2 separate regions of the Homo sapiens genome follow, and region 1 is linked to region 2. A link is a loop called in an ENCODE intact Hi-C map of the cell type or tissue named here. Cell type or tissue: prostate gland. All regions are shown on one strand. Each heading gives the region's core, and the rest is flanking DNA. Links, peaks and the distances in the headings are about the cores only. Region 1 overlaps BRINP2 (BMP/retinoic acid inducible neural specific 2). Region 2 has its middle 6.2 kb from the start of LINC01645.

Region 1 (5,386 bases), core at 313-5,312, 71 kb before region 2:
ATTCAATTTCCCCTCCCTTCCCTGCCACCCCTACTCATTCTTGAAAATGAATTCATGGCTTACTTCCTTCATAAAGCCTTCGTGGACTACTTCAAGCTACAGGAATCCTTCCTGCCTCTCTCCCGACTGTTTTTGCTCAGCATCACACAATCTCTCACTTTATCACTCTGCTCCATGTGTATTTTTTAAACCTAGGTCTACTAAACTCCCTTGAAGAATGTCCCTTACACTTTCATATTCACCATGGTAACAAGGCAGGGTGCTAGACACATGCACTATGCACTTCCAAGCTGTGTGCTGCAGAGATCACACTGTCCCTTCTCCTTTTCCTTGTAGTACATTTCCTCTCTTCCCACCTGTCCACTCCCTACTTCTCCTTAGGAACCAACACAGATGGTGCCTCTTCTGCTACTTCCTCTCTTGTTTCCCTTTGTTTAGAGCTGTGCTTCCTTAGAGCTCATCATGATGTGGGCTTCTACTGTGACTTGGATGTCTATCAGTCAGCTGTGTATGCACCTACCTGCCCCACAGGGTGTGATCTCCTGGAGGATGCAGTACACAATGTGTACATTGTTGCACACACCTCCCTACCCTGAAAAGCCTGGAATGTATTATACATGCATTCTCTTGTTTATTGAGTACCTACTGTGTGCCAGAAACTGTGTTAATTGCTGTCGACAACATGGTGAGCAAAATAAATATGAGCTTCCCTCTTTGGAGCCTATAGAGTGTAGGATTCAGACATGGATCACATACTTGCAGAAAGGGATGCAAAACTGCAACTCCTGTGCCTGCTGCAAAGCAGGGGGGCCTGAAGCCAGAAGAGGACGTCAGAGGTATCAGAGTGGGCTTCACGATTAACTTCAGGAAAGGTGCACTATAAATGTTTGAAGAATTGTATGGAATTAAACAGTGGCTGCTCAATAAATACTTGTTGATTGATTGTTGGCAAAGACTTCAGAGATCCTGAGAAAGGGCCGCAGGTCCCCATCATTCTTATTACATAATTATTTTAGTGCATTTAAAGCTTCCCATTTTTCATCTTATACTTTAAACATCAGGGAAAACTGATGGGCCAACTTTATAATATTTTTAAATGACTCTATGGTGTTTTGAAATATTACATGGCTATAAGAGTTTATGTATATTTAATATACTTATTAAAATATGCAGTAAGCCCATAGCTGATTTTCTCTAAGGATGTCTCAGTGCCGAGGTGGGACTTAAATGTTTAATACTAATACTAATACTCATAACTCATATTTCTCTAGTGCTTTTCATCTTTAGGATCCGTAAAGTCTGTGAGTACCACATCAAGTGGATGCAGCTGGGCTTTCCAGCAGGCTGACAGGGACCACATATGGCCTCTTGCCTTCCTCTGGAGGGAGAAGGGGTGACTAGAGCTTAAGGTTTCACTCCTTCTCCAGCATTCTCCGCCTTTCCAGACACAAATTCCCTTTAGCTCTCTCTGAAAGGCTCTTACTTATATATAACTGCTGCTGCCAGCTATATGTAACAGATACTCACTGCCTCAGGCCAAGGAAGAAAGTGACTTTATACCTCTGGAGTACGAAAAGGGACGTATCACTTCTACAGCTGGTCAAGGACAGGATGTGGAACCTGAGATGGAGCAGCTGGAGAAGGGAAGTATAAAGGGAGTCTCCACTTGTTATCTAAACCCACTCCCTACTCCTTCCTTCTCTAGGTCACCGAGACCAGGACCGGTCCTCTGGGCTGCAGCAACTATGACAATCTGGACTCAGTCAGTTCTGTCTTGGTACAGAGTCCAGAGAACAAAGTACAGTTACTTGGTAAGCAGCACTATGATGGTTTTCATACCTTTCACACCTGATTTAAAAAAAAAAATTCCTAGATCAAATAGCGGGAAAAAATTCTGCCTGTTCCATTTGATCAAACCTTTCTTAAGACAAGAACTACCACAAGTTCTGGAACCTGTATTTAACAACTTTCCATCATGTTTTAAGAAACCTTCTGGTATGGTTTGTCCTATACCCCAGACCCATTGCTTATATCACATGACACCTCAATCATCCCACTTCACATTCCATCTCAAGTCCTCTGTCACAATCCTATAAGAAACAGCATACCCATCCTTATAAGAAGCCTTTACCTAGTTCAACGATCTTCATTTCCCAGAAAACCCTCTGCTTTATCCTAAAGACACATTGAGTAATAGCTGGCCTTTACAGAGTGGTTAGAAGACTACCATCTCCAGCTCAACTAAGATCTGTACAAAGTGGGGGACCACTACTTACTGGAACCACAGTTTGAAGGTGGCCCCTGCTTTCTGTTATTTGTCTGTGATCTTGCACATGGGCAATTCAAAGTCAGGAGATGAGTTTGAGAAGAATAAGACTTTTGATCTGAGACAGAACAAGCAAAACTGTGAAAGATAAAGGAAAGAAAACCACACTAACCCTGGAGGCTGAGGGCTAAGGGGAGACGTGCATCTCTTGCTGTCTGTTCCCTGCAGGCATCCTGGGGGCAGGGCTATGCAAACTGATTCAGTGGGAAAACTTTATTTTTCTCAAGGCCTAACTGAATTGTACTCTGTTTAAGATATTATTGTCTCAGCATTACAAAATCAATAACCCTCACTCAGGATCTACGATTACAAATTCCAGGCAACCTGAGTCAAATGCGACCCAGCAATGCTTTAGGAATTAAGAAATATATAAGAAAGAGGACTAAAAACTCGTTTATTTAGAGCTACCTAAGGCAATTAGCATTCCTCTTCACTGATGTCCCTGGATGGGCTGGGTTTGTGTCTGGAAAGTAGCAGTGAGTGAAGTTCAAAATGTCTAGTTGTTCATTTGGAATAGTTTATGCTATTTAATTTTATACCCCAACACTCATGCAGACATTTGTCGGGGCACTGATTTTATAGCATGGGAAGTGTTCTGGTGAGGAGGAGGGAAGTGATGGGGGAGGTGAAATGAAAGGACTTGGAGAGGGTGAGTGTTGAAAGCAAGCATGTGGATTGGGTGTGTGAGGGGAACCACTCAAATGCCACAGTAGGCACAGTGCCAAGGAAGGAAAATTTAGGGGCAGTACAGAATTGGAGGTAGACCTCAAGAAAGAACAACAAACACCCACTGCTGCTAGCAATTTTAAGTTATATTTTGAGGTCTGCTGAGACTGGGATACATACTTTGAGTTCTCTGGTTTCCTGCCAAGGACAAGGTCAAGGGCCTAAAAATAAAGAGCTGGCAGACGTTTGAGGAAAGAGGAGCTCACCATATCCAGAAGTTCTCATATTCCTCACTTTCCTGGCACAAGGTCTCACAGTGTCGCTACTGGGGAGCCTCCTGCAGATCTGACCTCGAACGTGGCCCAGACTGCATCCAAAGGCATGCCTACCCTTTGTTCATCCTTTGGTAAGCTTCCAGCAGCCGCCTTGTGAGTGGCTTGAAGCCAACTAGGAGTATGTTCTGCTGTAGGTAAACTGGTAGTTACTGCAGTTGGGTGAGAAAACTGAAGCTCAGAGCAATTTAGTGCATTCTATCCAAGATCAGAAGTTAATTGGAAGAGAGCTGAGAGCCATTCATATCTATCCAGGCATGACTGATCTCAGGGCATTGACCACCATCCCACCTTCAAATCTTCTTCAGAGTTAAATCCTATTGAAATAGGACAGCCAGTCCCAGTTATATAGTATTAGCTGATGAGACAAGGGCAGGATCTGACACTAAGCAGATTCTATGAATGCTGTGATTTGGGCAGGTCACTGTGGTCTTAGGACTTGGATTTCCTTACCTATAAAAACCTCAATATGAGCACAAATGTTATTTGCAATCATATATAAAAAGTACTCAACATAGTACCTGGGCACTGTATCCCCACAATATCTGTTCCTATCTCTTAACCAGGACAGCTTCCTTGGTCATCAGAGCTAGGGTGGGGAGGCCCAGAAGGGTCAGAATTCAATAATGTCCTAGGATGCCTACTGCTAATCTCAGTTAAGCTATAAACAGGATGGCTACAGGAGGCAGGGCAAAAAGCCCATCAAACCTTGTTTTCTCACCCAAGAGGGCTGTAAGCTCTTCTTTTATCTGAAACATCTTCCTGTTTCCATCCCAGAAATGCTGATGTGTAGCCAATAAGCCTGTTCTTATGATATGCACGCTCTCAATTTGGCTGATCTGAGGGGTTTAGCTAAGCCTTGGGCTTTGATTTTCCCATCTGCATTTTCAGATCCTCCCCCATCTGTCACTGGGGCAGTAGTAGCCTTCTCCCCCAACCAGCTCAGCAGGATTAGGCCCTGTGGTGCCCATGCTTGGGCCCAGGATGCACAAGTCAGCAGAACTCCAGCTGGGATTCCTGCAGGCTTGGGCATGGGAAACTGAGTCCTCACTGGTTCTTCCCAGAGATTCCTTGACACATCCTTTCCCCAGGCCTTCAGGTGCTGCTGCCTGAGTATCTGCGTGAGCGCTTTGTAGCTGCAGCACTCAGCTACATCACATGCAGCTCTGAGGGTGAGCTCGTCTGCAAGGAGAATGACTGCTGGTGCAAGTGCAGCCCCACCTTCCCTGAATGCAACTGCCCTGATGCTGACATCCAGGCCATGGAGGACAGCCTGCTGCAGATCCAGGACTCCTGGGCCACTCACAACCGGCAGTTTGAAGAGTCAGGTGAGCAGCCAGAATTCCTCCCTGTCAATGAGAGGTGGCTGTGAGGTACAGAGCAAGAACATGGGGAGAACAAAACTTGAGAGTTGAGGATCCTCATGGGGATCCTGACATGACCACTTAATTGTGTCTGTGACCTCAAGCAGGTTATATCACCACCCTGAGGCTCAAGTGGTTTCATTTTTTTCTAGGACATTGGTATTATGTCCATTTACATAGGTGTGTTTTAAGGACTTAATAAACAAAGATAAACATAATTAAGGGCACAGACCTTGTTTGTCTTTTTTGCTACTGCTTCCACAGTGCCTAGAGCAATGCTTGCACATAAGGTTCGCTATAAATATCTGTTGAATCAATGAAGTGCATAGAATGGTTCTAGATGACATCCAATACAATTCAGTTGTTGTTTGTTGCTGTTAAAGCTAATATCAGTTACCTTGAGACCTAGATTCAAGAGAACTGGTTTTGCATCCTTGCCTGGTTTGACAAGCTTTATGACCTTGGATTAGCCGTGCAGCTTCTCAAGGTCTCGAGTTTCCTCATCTGAAAAAGAGGGAGAGTGATAATAGTGAATGGAAGGCTCACATGAGATCATGTAGATGCTCAATGTATAAAGAACTCTGCATGGTATATTTGCACATTTCAACACTAAATGAATGATATTTATGTGGATATAGTTCAAAAACATGATGTTGAATAAAACAAAGCAAGACAAAAAGGTTACATTATATATATAT
Region 2 (5,386 bases), core at 271-5,270:
TAAAGCAAACTGCCAAAATAAAAATATACATATATTTCAAAAAATGGCTAGTTTACACAGGAATCTAATTAAGGAAAGATCTAGTTGGTGGAAAGCAGTGGAGATAAAGACAGTTCTAGGTTGGGTAATGTTAGTTTCTTGTCCAGCAGTCATTTTGCAAGTGCTAATGGGATAAAAAATGCCATTAGGGAAAACACACATCTGCGAATACCTAGTGTGTGCTTCAGGTGGCATAGGGCTTTGTGAAATATGATAATGTTCACAGTAGCAATACAAAATATATTTCACAAATGTAATTAATTAGCCAGACTGTCAATACCATATGACATAAAACATTCACTATTATGATAAAATAGCATTGCATATCATACTGATTAATACAAATTTAATCATTCAAATATGGCTGTGCTGTGCTTATAGTTTCTTTGTAAAATACGGAAATCAGTGTAACACATTTTACAAATATTTCTATCTATAACTTTTTCTGTGATATTTCAAAAAGTGGGATGTAGTTCTCATGTGATGGTACAAATAAAAATCTTGTGTACATTGAGTTCAACTAGGGTAGGCTGGCTTACAAAAAGAGCAGCGAGAGATGTGTGTGGAGTTGTGCAGGTGGCTGAGGGGCAAAACAGAGCTGGAGAGAAAGTGGGAAAGGTCCTTCTCTACCTGCCTTTGCAGCTGTGGCCCTGGATTTATCAGAAAACAGACACAATAACAAATAATTGCTAAGTGCTTCTTGTTGGGGAGGTTTAGACTGCTAACCCAAATTTACAGGCCAGTGTTTAAAATACTGTCTGGAGCAGGGGTCAGCAGATAGTAAATCTGCCAGGAAGGGGCAGACAGTAAATATTTTTGGCTTCGTGGGCCATATGGTCTCTGTTGCAATTGCTCAACTCGGCCTCAGCAGCATGAAAGCAGCCATAGGCAATCACCAGTAGGTGTGGCTGTGTTCCAATAAAACTTTATTTATGGACGCTAACGTTTGAATTTCATATAATTTTCACATGCCACAACATATTCTTCTTTAGATTTTTTTTCAGCATTTTAAAAGCAAAAACCATTCTTAGCTCATCGACCATACAAACATAGTCAGTGGGCTGAATTTGACTCATCAGTTGTAGCTGGCTGACCCCTGATTCAGTGTTTTACTGAAGGCGTCTACTGACTGTATGAGTTCTTTCTTGACCTGCCTTTTCCTCCTTGCCCCCTTAACCTCCTTTCTCTCTTTCCTTTCTGCACCCCTCAGCTTCTACTTGTCACCACCTCCAATAGATTTCAAGGGCTTACCAATATACCAGATGCACTCTCTCTGTGATGAGAGTCCATGTTTTTTGTGTGTGTTGTTTTTGTTGTTGTTTAGAGTGGGAATTTCTGTTATTTCCTCAAGAAAATGCCACTAAGAAAATGCCTTTCTGTACACCCTCATCAAAAAAGCTGCTTCTTGCCTCCAGAAGAATTCTTTGTTCTTATTTGGAAACAACAATCGCAACCAGCAAAGTGGGAAAGGAGAAAGAGCCTTCACATAACTGATGTTTTAGCTTGGAGATGTTTCTTTAAATTCTTCTACAATACAATCAGAGCCAACATTTTGAGGAGTTCGTGGAGGGAGAAAAGGTTAGTAATTTGAAGCCCTGAATAGGGTATCACAAAATATAGGGACTAACAACCACCTTTCGTCACATACCAATTCCCTGCTAGGGACCCCCGGAATTTGCTTCAACATCCACTCTGCGCTTGGGAGTGGGAGATGGCTTAGTCAGTGTTGAGCTGCTACAACAGAATACCTGAGATTAGGTCATGTATAAAGAACAGAAATTATTGGCTCACAGTTTTGAACTCTGGGAACTCTAAGATCAAGGTGCTGGTACCTGGTGAGGGCCTTCTTGCTGCACCATGCCATGGCAGAAGGGCAAGAGTGCCAGAAAGGGAACCCACTCATAGAACCCCTGTGAGCCCTTTTCATAATGGCATTACTCTGTTCATTACCTAAACAGCTTCCATTAGTTCCCACCTCCCAACACTGCCACATTGGGCATTAGGTTTCTGACACGTGAATGCTGGGGGACACATTCAAATCATAGCAGGAGGCAATAGACAGTCATTCAGAGGTTAGCTGTATCTCCATCTCCATGTTTCTTCCCCCACAAGCACAGAGACAAATTTGGAAGTAGACCTCTAAGTCTGTTAAATAAGAACATTGCATGGAATATAATTTTGCCTCAGGTCAGCCCTGACTTCTATAGGCTATCAACATGTATAAAAGCTAAATGATATGCAAGAGGCCACACAAGGTGTTATATTATCCCCAATTTACAGACAGGGACACTGAGGTTCAAAGTCAGAAAGTAGTGTACCCACAATTGGAATGTGAGATCCAGCTGCAGCAGAAAATCAAAATGACTTCTCTGTATTTACCAGTATTTTGTCTCTATTACCACAGTCCTACGTGAGTATATGTGATTTTATTTGTCCTTAGGTTTCTACAGCCATAATATTTGCCAAAATGAAACTGCACTGGCTAATTTAACGTCATACTCTAAGCATCGCCCACATTGACCCCCAGATCCTAGGGGTGGGAGAAATTAGACTAGATCTAAAACAAGCAAAACTATAGAACTACAAATAAGGGCACGTTGTACGTGAAAAATGCAAAGTGTTATTTTCTGCTCTGTGTTCGTCTTCTCCCCGTGACCCATGATCCCTACTGAATGATCCCTGCCTGCAAAGAAACCAATCAGCAAGGGGAGGTTTATGAGAGCTGGTGAAATTTTGAACAGGTCCATGCATTTTAAATTTATCTGCGTAGTCTAATATCACTGCAACACCACACTCTGTCTCCAACTAGTTATTTTTTTTACCACGTCACCAAAACAACAGCAGTATAGCTATAGCAATGGGCAGCCTGAAAGGGCTAGGCCAATCACCAAATATCTTTTTTCCTGGCAAGCAGACAAATAAGGCATTCTTCCAGGGGCCTAGAATCCACATCAGTGTTAAATAAATTGGTCAGGTCTACTAGAACAGTCGGAAAACAACAATACCATGCTACTTTGCATTGTAATGGCAAAAGGATCAGGATGGATTTGCTAAAAGTTCACATTACATGGGCAAAAGGCAGGAGTCAAGATAGAAAATAAATTGATATGTGGAAAGGGATTATGATCAGCCAGTGTCTAGTTACTCTGAATCAAAACAACACGGTCATGCAAAGAGTAGCTGGGACTGCTGAGGACTCCATTTAGAGTATGTAATTATATTTCTCCAAAGTATGATTTACATATTAAGCAAACGTTTTAAATGTTCCATGAATCAGGCTATCAAAAGCCAACTGTTGACCTTGTGTGTTACCCTTTAGAAAGAGCCAGAACATATGGTTGGTCCAGAAATCTAGGATACTGGAAAAGAGGGATGGATATACTCATCATACTCATCAAGACAGACCTTGCAAGATAACCTGAACAAAATTGTGCCTAACCAACTCTTTAAAGAAATAGCTCTAACATTTGAGTCCCAAAGTAAAATACTTCATAAGCTCCTCATGGTAACTATTTCAATTGATCCCAACTCTTCAGAGCCAGTAATAAAGAAAATGAGGCAGTCAGAGTCATCCAGCACCCTGACCCCAGGAGGAATGTATTATTGATTACTACAGATATGCCCAGTTTTCTAAATTCATGTATTCTTTCATTTAGCAAACATTTATTTTAACATCCACTCTGTGCTCTATAGTAGAGACTGGGAAACAAAAATAACAACAAAAAAAGACATGATTCCTGACAGACATAAAAGTAAACAGTTATAGCACAATTAGATAACATCTATGAAATAAAAAGATGTATAACAGAAATAGTTACTATCTGTGGCAAGCAGACTAGGTGATTTAGGGCCAGATTATTGACATTATTTACATACGATAAAAAAGAAGTGAGAGCCAGGGACAAGTGTCTTAATATTCCTGAGAAGCTGAGGGAAGACTCTTCAGAGGAGATGACATTTAACTTTTCCAGAAAGGCGTGCGGGGCTGGGAGGATCTCATACAGAGGGGACCGCATATCCAAAGGCATGGAGACATGAAAAAATATGGGGCATACAAGCAAATACTAGTAAATAAGAGGCTTCTTGAGGAACTCAGCAAAGTGACAAGCCTGATAAATAGCACCTCCCACTAAGGAGATGACAAGTGATTCTATAGCCCTCTGCCCTGATTGCTCTTCTCCAGCGGGAGGCATTGATGGCCCAGCCCACCTCCTGCAGATCTGTATGTAACCTCCCCACACCTCCCTTCCTTCTGTGCGTGTTCTGCATCCCTCCCACACTGATGATCCATCCCGATAGGAGTGACAACCTGCACTCCAGCTTTCCAGCCAGTGACCAGACCCAGGCCAAGCAGCGCTGCCACAAGATCGGTCTCCACTTAGACCCTGGACCACAGCCAGCCAGGAGTAAACACCCTCCAAGGTCCAAAGGTCCAAGCATATTTCACTGCTGCTATGTCTACCTTACTCCTAGATACTTATGATTTCTGCTGACTAGAAACACAGCATTTTGAGATATGGTCTGTTGCAGTGGAAATAACACTGAATTAGAAGAAAGAAGACCTAGGGATCTCTGAGGGTCTACCCTTAGTCAGCCATGGTACTTCTTCCAGGTTTCTTAATCTCTCTGGACCTCAGTTTCCACGTCATTAGGATTAGAGTAGGTGACTTCCAAGGCCCTTTCCAGCTGTTTCTCTGAATTATTGCTACTCAGGGGATACGATGGGTAGAAGCTGCTACCATAATTACAATTCAGCCAGACTGTGTGTCATGGAAGATTATTCTAGAATATGAGCTGGCAAACTACAGTCCATGGGCTATATCTGGCCTGCAGGCCATTTCTATATAGCCCGCAAGCTGAGAATGGTTTCTACATTTTTAAAAGGATTATAAATAAAACAAGAATATGTGGCAGAGACTATATGTGGCTCACAAAGTCGAGCATGTTTACTATCTGGCCCTTTACAGAAAAAATTTGCTAACCCCAGTTCTAGAACACTCAGAAACTGTTCAGATTGGAGGCCTTAGCTATTTGATACTCTGCAGCAAAACATTGTTTACTAACTCTGCATAGGCAGATTAAAGAAGTTTTATACATTCTTCTCATTGAGGGGTGAGCCTGTGTCCCTTCCTCTTGGTTCTGGGTAGGCCCTGGGACTGCTTTGTCCTGTGGAATATTGGAAAGTTGTATTCATCCAGTTTTGAGGCCCAGGCCTTGAGAAATGGGCAGTTTCTCCACCATGTTTCCTGGAATACTGTCTCTGGGAGCCTCGAGTTGCATCCCCAATATGGAGACAGACATGTAATGTGAAGCCTTCTTGGACCCTTCCAGACCAGCTTGTCTGCCA

What was found. Peaks named below come from ENCODE experiments on the same cell type or tissue, not always from the same donor. Only the 100,000 strongest peaks of a DNase experiment are listed, where the experiment ranks them.
Region 1: a loop joins it to region 2, with 2.3 times the contacts of the local background. A loop is called at or near these places in 5 of 110 quality-filtered maps.

Annotation. Positions count from the first base shown.
Region 1 is chr1:177,271,783-177,277,168 of GRCh38, forward strand. BRINP2 (BMP/retinoic acid inducible neural specific 2) reads left to right here. Exons shown (of 8, transcript NM_021165.4): 5 at 1,706-1,811; 6 at 4,416-4,652. Among named protein-coding and RNA genes, the nearest start is that of LINC01645, 77 kb to the right of the region's middle. In prostate gland, for the core only: no CTCF peak of the experiment used is centred there; a DNase peak (open chromatin) is centred at 3,269.
Region 2 is chr1:177,342,722-177,348,107 of GRCh38, forward strand. No RefSeq gene overlaps it. Among named protein-coding and RNA genes, the nearest start is that of LINC01645, 6.2 kb to the right of the region's middle. In prostate gland, for the core only: no CTCF peak of the experiment used is centred there; no DNase peak of the experiment used is centred there.